2 separate regions of the Homo sapiens genome follow, and region 2 is linked to region 1. Evidence: chromatin contacts called from ENCODE Hi-C data. All regions are on one chromosome and are shown on one strand. Each heading gives the region's core, a stretch centred on a gene start or an enhancer-like site at or near the end of the contact. The rest is flanking DNA. Distances are from core to core; before and after follow the strand shown. Region 1 holds the start of TMEM271 (transmembrane protein 271). Region 2 holds the start of NKX1-1 (NK1 homeobox 1).

What was found. Hi-C counts contacts between places; a loop is a spot of excess contacts on that map. Pooled maps may share reads with other maps.
Region 2: a loop to region 1 is called in a map of naive thymus-derived CD4-positive, alpha-beta T cell, with 26 times the contacts of the local background. The contact joins the promoter of NKX1-1 here to the promoter of TMEM271 in region 1. A Hi-C loop is called at or near these places in 1 of 168 maps with a recorded cell type or tissue (naive thymus-derived CD4-positive, alpha-beta T cell), 1 of 37 single-sample maps with no recorded cell type and 5 of 50 pooled maps.

What each region holds. Positions count from the first base shown.
Region 1 is chr4:574,914-577,613 of GRCh38, reverse strand. It overlaps TMEM271 (transmembrane protein 271), which reads left to right and starts at 1,319. Exons shown (of 1, transcript NM_001362796.2): 1 at 1,319-2,700. The coding sequence starts at 1,552. LOC105374338 (a long non-coding RNA gene) reads right to left here and starts at 446. Exons shown (of 3, transcript NR_148199.1): 1 at 1-446. RefSeq lists an enhancer at 1,971-2,664.
Region 2 is chr4:1,405,107-1,407,806 of GRCh38, reverse strand. NKX1-1 (NK1 homeobox 1) reads left to right here and starts at 1,365. Exons shown (of 2, transcript NM_001290079.1): 1 at 1,365-1,827. The coding sequence starts at 1,365. RefSeq lists an enhancer at 1,414-2,004.

The DNA of each region.
Region 1 (2,700 bases), core at 70-2,569:
GGACCAGGGGTGCAGGCCCAGCTGCTCGGCCGAGGGCCTTCCGGAGACGCTCCCATCCCCCCAACCAAGGGGCCGAGGCGAGCTCCTCTCAGGAAGAGGCTGGAGGGCCCAGAGAGGCCGAAGAGGTGACCTTCCCCCACCCCACGCACCCAGCCGCCCCACGCCTTCCTCTCACCCACCTCGAATCGTCAGGGTAGGAATGAGGCGGAGGAATTCGCCGCCCTCGTCCCCCTCACTCAGGCCGTGAACCGCCTTCTGATGAATTAATTCACGTGCACCCGCGTCTGGGGAAAATTCCTGTCTGATGCAGACGAGCTTTGCAGACTAAAACCAAACGAGACTCATCCTAGGTTCTAAGACGTCGTCTCCAGCTTGACTCAAATGGCTGGTCCTAAAAGTCAGCGCCCCTACTCATCCCCCGAACCGCGGGCACACGCTCACGGCACACCCCGCACACACGCGCGCGCACACACATGCACACACCACACACGCACCCACAAGCAACACACCGCACACGCGCACACGTCAGCACTTCCCAGAGACCCTGATCGTCCCCATCCCTTGAACAACCCCCTCCCCCCACAGCACCCAGGCTCACTCCTCCCTTACCCCCAGCTCCCGGCCCCTCCCCCTCCCTCCCCGGGCTCCTTCCCACCCCCCCCCAGCTCCCGGCCCCTCCCCCTCCCTCCCCGGGCTCCTTCCCACCCCCCCCAGCTCCCGGCCCCTCCCCCTCCCTCCCCGGGCTCCTTTCCCCCCCACCCCAGCACCCGGGCTCTCCTCCTTTCCTCCCTCCTTTCCCAGGCTCCCCCTTTCCCCTTCTCCTTACCCAGGCTCTCCCCCATACCCACTCACCCCTAGCACACAAGCTCCCCTCTCCCCCTCTCCCTGCATCCCCATAACTTCCACAGGCTTCCCGGCCGCTGGCAGGCGGGTGGGCGGGAAGTGCGGCCCAGACCCAGTGGATAGAGAGGGGAGAGAGGGGAGCGCAGACGCAGGGGCGCCGAGCGGTGGGGAGCGCTGAGGGTGGGGCCCAGGGGGTCCGGGAGAGCCAGCTGGGGGTGGAGAGCTGCGTTTCCGCAGCGGCCCGCGCCGGATAGGGGCGCGGATAGGGAGGGAAGGCGGAGAGACGCGGCCAGGGGCCCCCGCTCCGGGAGGAGGAAGCGGAGGGGCGTCCCGGGGGTGGCGGGGGCTGCCGGGGGCGGGGAAGGGCGGCGCCAGGGCGAGGCGCGCGGGGCCGCGGGCGGGGTGGGGGGTTGGGGGGGAACGAGCCTCCTGGGAGGGGCCCCGCGGGCTGGGGAGGGGGCGCGCGCCCTGCGGTCTCTGCGCCGCATCGGTTCCCGGCGCGGGGTCGCGGCGGCGGCGGCGGCGGCGGCGGCGGCGGGAGGCGGAGGATGCGGGCTCCGGCGGCGGCGGCGCGGGCCCGGGAGGACGCGGGAGGATGAGGAGGAGGCCGGCGGTCCGGCCGCGCGGCGCCGGGAGGAGGCGCAGGCGGCGGGGGCGGCGGCGGGCGGCGGCGGGCGCGCGGGGTGCGGGCCGGCTCGGGCGCGGAGGATGAAGTGGAGCGTCCGCGGGGCCTGCGCCGCGCTCTCCTCCTGCCTCCTGCTCGCCTGCGCGCTCAGCGCCGCCGCCGTCGGCCTCAAGTGCTTCTCGTTGGGCTCGGAGCTGCGCGGGGAGCCGTTCCGCCTGGGGGCCGCCGCCGGCGCCTTCTACTCCGGGCTGCTGCTGGCCGCCGGCCTCTCACTGCTCGGCGCCGCCCTGCTCTGCTGCGGACCCCGGGACGCGCCCCTCGCGGGGTCGGAACCGGGCCCGGGTTTGGGGGTCCCCGCGGCGCCGGCAGGCGCTCCCGAGGCCACGCCGGGCGAGTCGGGGGCCGCGGCCGGGGCCCCGGGGCCGGTGAGCAGCCAGAACCTGCTTCTGCTCGGCGTCCTGGTCTTCATGCTCGGGGTCCTCAGCGCATTCGCGGGCGCCGTGATCGACGGCGACACCGTGTCCCTGGTGGAGCGCAAGTACTCGCACTACTGCCTGCCCCCGCGGGCGCCAGGTTCGAGCCCCGGCTCGGCCCCGGGCTCAACCCCCGGCTCGGCCCCGGGCTCGGCCCCCGGCTCGGCGCCGGGCTCGGCCCCCGGCGCCCCGCGCGCTCGCAGCACCCTGGACAGCGCCACGTCCGCCAAGTGCCGCCAGCTGAAGGACTACCAGCGCGGCCTGGTGCTCTCCACCGTCTTCAACTCGCTTGAGTGCCTGCTGGGCCTGCTCAGCCTCCTGCTCGTCAAGAACTACAAGTCGTCGCAGGCCCGGCGCGGTCGGCGCGGCAGGCGGAGGGGAGGCCGGGCCCTGGCGCGGCCCCGCGGCGGCTCCGGGCTCCGCGCGCAGCCGCCCGCCTCTCGGGCGCGCCGGGGCCGGCGGGGCCGGCGGGGGCGGCGGCTGCAGCAGCGGCCGAGCGAGGCCTCCATCCTGTCCCCGGAGGAGTCGGACCTGGCCGCCCCCGGGGACTGCGCGGGCTTCGCGGCGCACCACGCGGTCTCCTACATCAACGTAGGCGTCCTCCACGCGCTGGACGAGGCGGGCGCGGAGGTGCGCTGCGGGGGGCACCCGTCGGTGGAGCTGCCGGGGTACGCGCCCTCGGACCCCGACCTCAACGCCTCCTACCCCTACTGCTGCCGGCCGCCCTGCGAGACGCCGCGGCCCTGGGAGACCCATCGG
Region 2 (2,700 bases), core at 116-2,615, 830 kb before region 1:
CCCACCAGGGTCCACCTGCGTCTGGCTGCTCGCTGCGTGGGCAGGAGGAGGAGGGAGAGGAGCGACCCGCCGGGGAGCTACCACGATCCCGCACTGGGACTCCGGACGCCAGGCCCAATCCTCGAGGGCCGAGGGCCGCGGGCCGCAGGGCCCTGTCCTGCAAACACCGCCGCTGTAGATAAAACGTACCCAAATAAAGACTCAGGCCGCGGGGCTTCCTATTTATCCAGATGTGGAGAAGGGGGCATTTGTCGTATTCTTTTTGGAAGAAACACACATTTTCTCCTTACTTGAAGAGGATCGATTTTATGTAGGCCGCCTGCTGTGTGTGCAATTTGTCGGTCCCCCTTTTGGGGGCGGGTTAAGAGGGACAAGCAGTCTCTCATTTTCGATTCCACTTCTAATGAGCGGCCCGGGGACCGCCGGCTCCGCCCCTCTGCTGGCACTCCAGGTCGGGCCCTAATTTGACGACGTGAAAGGGGCGGGCGTGGGAAGGGATGGAGGGGCACAGACCCTGAGCAAGAGAGACCCTGGAGACGCAAAAGGAGACCCCAAGCGGGAGCAAGTGAGAGAGGCGGGACCGAGACCCACGGAACGCGCGGGAGGGGGCTGCAGACCCGGCGGAGACTCGGAGAATCGCGCGTGAGAACCTCTCCCCCCATCCCCACCCCAACTGCCGAGGGGCGCCAGAGCTGTGGGAGCCTTCGGAGCTCAGGGCCCTGCGCGCTGGGGGCCCGGAGGAGAGGCCAGGCCAGTCACCGCATCCTGCGCCGGGATGTCCCAGCCAACTCTTGGCGCTCGCTGGCCCGCGCGCCCTGGGGTCGCTGCGGCCCCGCCGCAGATTGATCCCGCAATTATTTAAAAGCCGGGGCTGTCTCCTCCCCCTTAGCCAAGGAGGCTGGCGCGCCGTTTCCGGACGAGCGGAGGCGCAGCGACGCGCCGCTGACCACCACAGCCGCCTGCGGACCGCTCTGGGCTCCGGGCTGCGTGTCTGTTCGTCCCGCCCGGCGGCTCCGTCCGTGTGTCCTGTGCGGGGTCCGCCTCCTCGGCCCGGGACCGTTCGCAGCCAATTAGGCGCGCGCGCTAACGAGGGCGGCGGAGCCCCGCGGCCGCCTGCGGGCGCACGTGTGTTCGGCGTGTGGGCGCGTGGGCGCCTCCGGCGGGGCTGCCATAAATGCGCGGACCGGGCGCCGCGGGCGCCTAAGGCGGCGGCGAAGGCAGCACCGGCCAAGCGCAGGGCGCGGCGCCGAGAGCGAGCGGAGCAGCGGCCGCCTGCGCGGGGTCGTGTGGAGGTGCGGGGGCCGCCAGGGATGGGAGCCCAGTAGGTGGCGGGGCCCGAGCCGCCGGAGCGGCGGGAGGCCGGCATGAGCGCTAGCGGCCCCGAGGCTCCTGGGGACATTCCCGCGCTACCGCCGCCTCCCCAGCCAGGTTCGGGGCCCGCACCGCCCGCTCCCGCCGCCGCTGCCCAGGAAGCTATGGACGGGCGCGCCGAGCTGCCGGCCTTTCCCCGCGCTGGAGCCCCGCCGCTCGCGGCCAGCGACACTGTGCCTGCGGCGCCCGAGGGGGCTGGAGCGGCCCGGCCCGCAGCGCCCCTGCGCCCCACCTCCTTCTCGGTACTGGACATCCTGGACCCCAACAAGTTCAACAGCAGGAGGCGTCGTTGCGTGCTGCTGGGCCCAGTGGCTCCCGCTGCGTGCGCCCCTTGCGCTTCGGCCCCATGCGCCCCTGCACCCGCCGCCTCGGGACGCCCGCCACGCGCGGAGGAGCTGGAGCGCCGCGCCCTCGCCGGCGCCGGGGGAGTCGGAGCCGCCGGAGCTGAGCCGCCGAGTGAGTAGGATGCGCCCGGCACCAGGTCGCAGGGACGGGGGACCGGAGGCTTCTATGCGTTTACGACCCTGGGACACCGTGGCGAGTTGGGTCTGGCCCACGCCGAGGCTCCGTGGAAAGTTCGCTGAGCGCCGGGTCCGCACCAGCCCACCCGTGGCCTCCATCCGACCCGGACTGCAGGGCCTGCATCGCCAGGCTCCTCTGGAGAAGCTTAGCCGGGTCAGGCCCAGGGGCTGCAGGGCTGTGAGGCCGGTCCAGGGTTCGCCTCCGCGCGTCTCCGGCCTAGAAGGGTAGTTGGTGCAGGAGGCGAGGGGCCGCTCGCGGTGGCTGGCCCGTGACCTCCCCGCCCCCACTGTGCCCGCCCGAGGCCTCCCTCCCTCCCTCCTTTCTCCCTCTCTCTCTTTTTTTTTGGACAAATCAGACTAATTGTGACAAAACGCTGGTTATCGCTGGAAAAACAATTAAATCCCTTCGATTACAGTTAAGGGGAAATGTGCTTAGCGGCGGAAAGCGGCCGGTAATGGGGCGGCCCGCGCCCCCGGTCGGGTCGATATCCCATTACGGCGCGTGCATATCTCTTTCAAGCACCTTGCAAACTCCCCCCGAACATCTAAATTATAGGGTCAAAATTCGGATAATTACTCGATTAAAACCTATTACACTTATTAGGGGCCGCTATTGATCGCGAATTGCATTCGACCTGCTCCTGATTGCTTTTTGTGTCCCCTCCTCCTCCCTCCAACTTTCCGGCCCTACTGAAGCACAGGGAGGACAGCGCGGGGCGGACCGGGCTGGGCCGCGGCCACCGGCTCTGCGCCTGGAGGCTGCGGGCCGCACCTGCGCGGGGCCTCTTCCGGGTCGGCCGAGATGGAG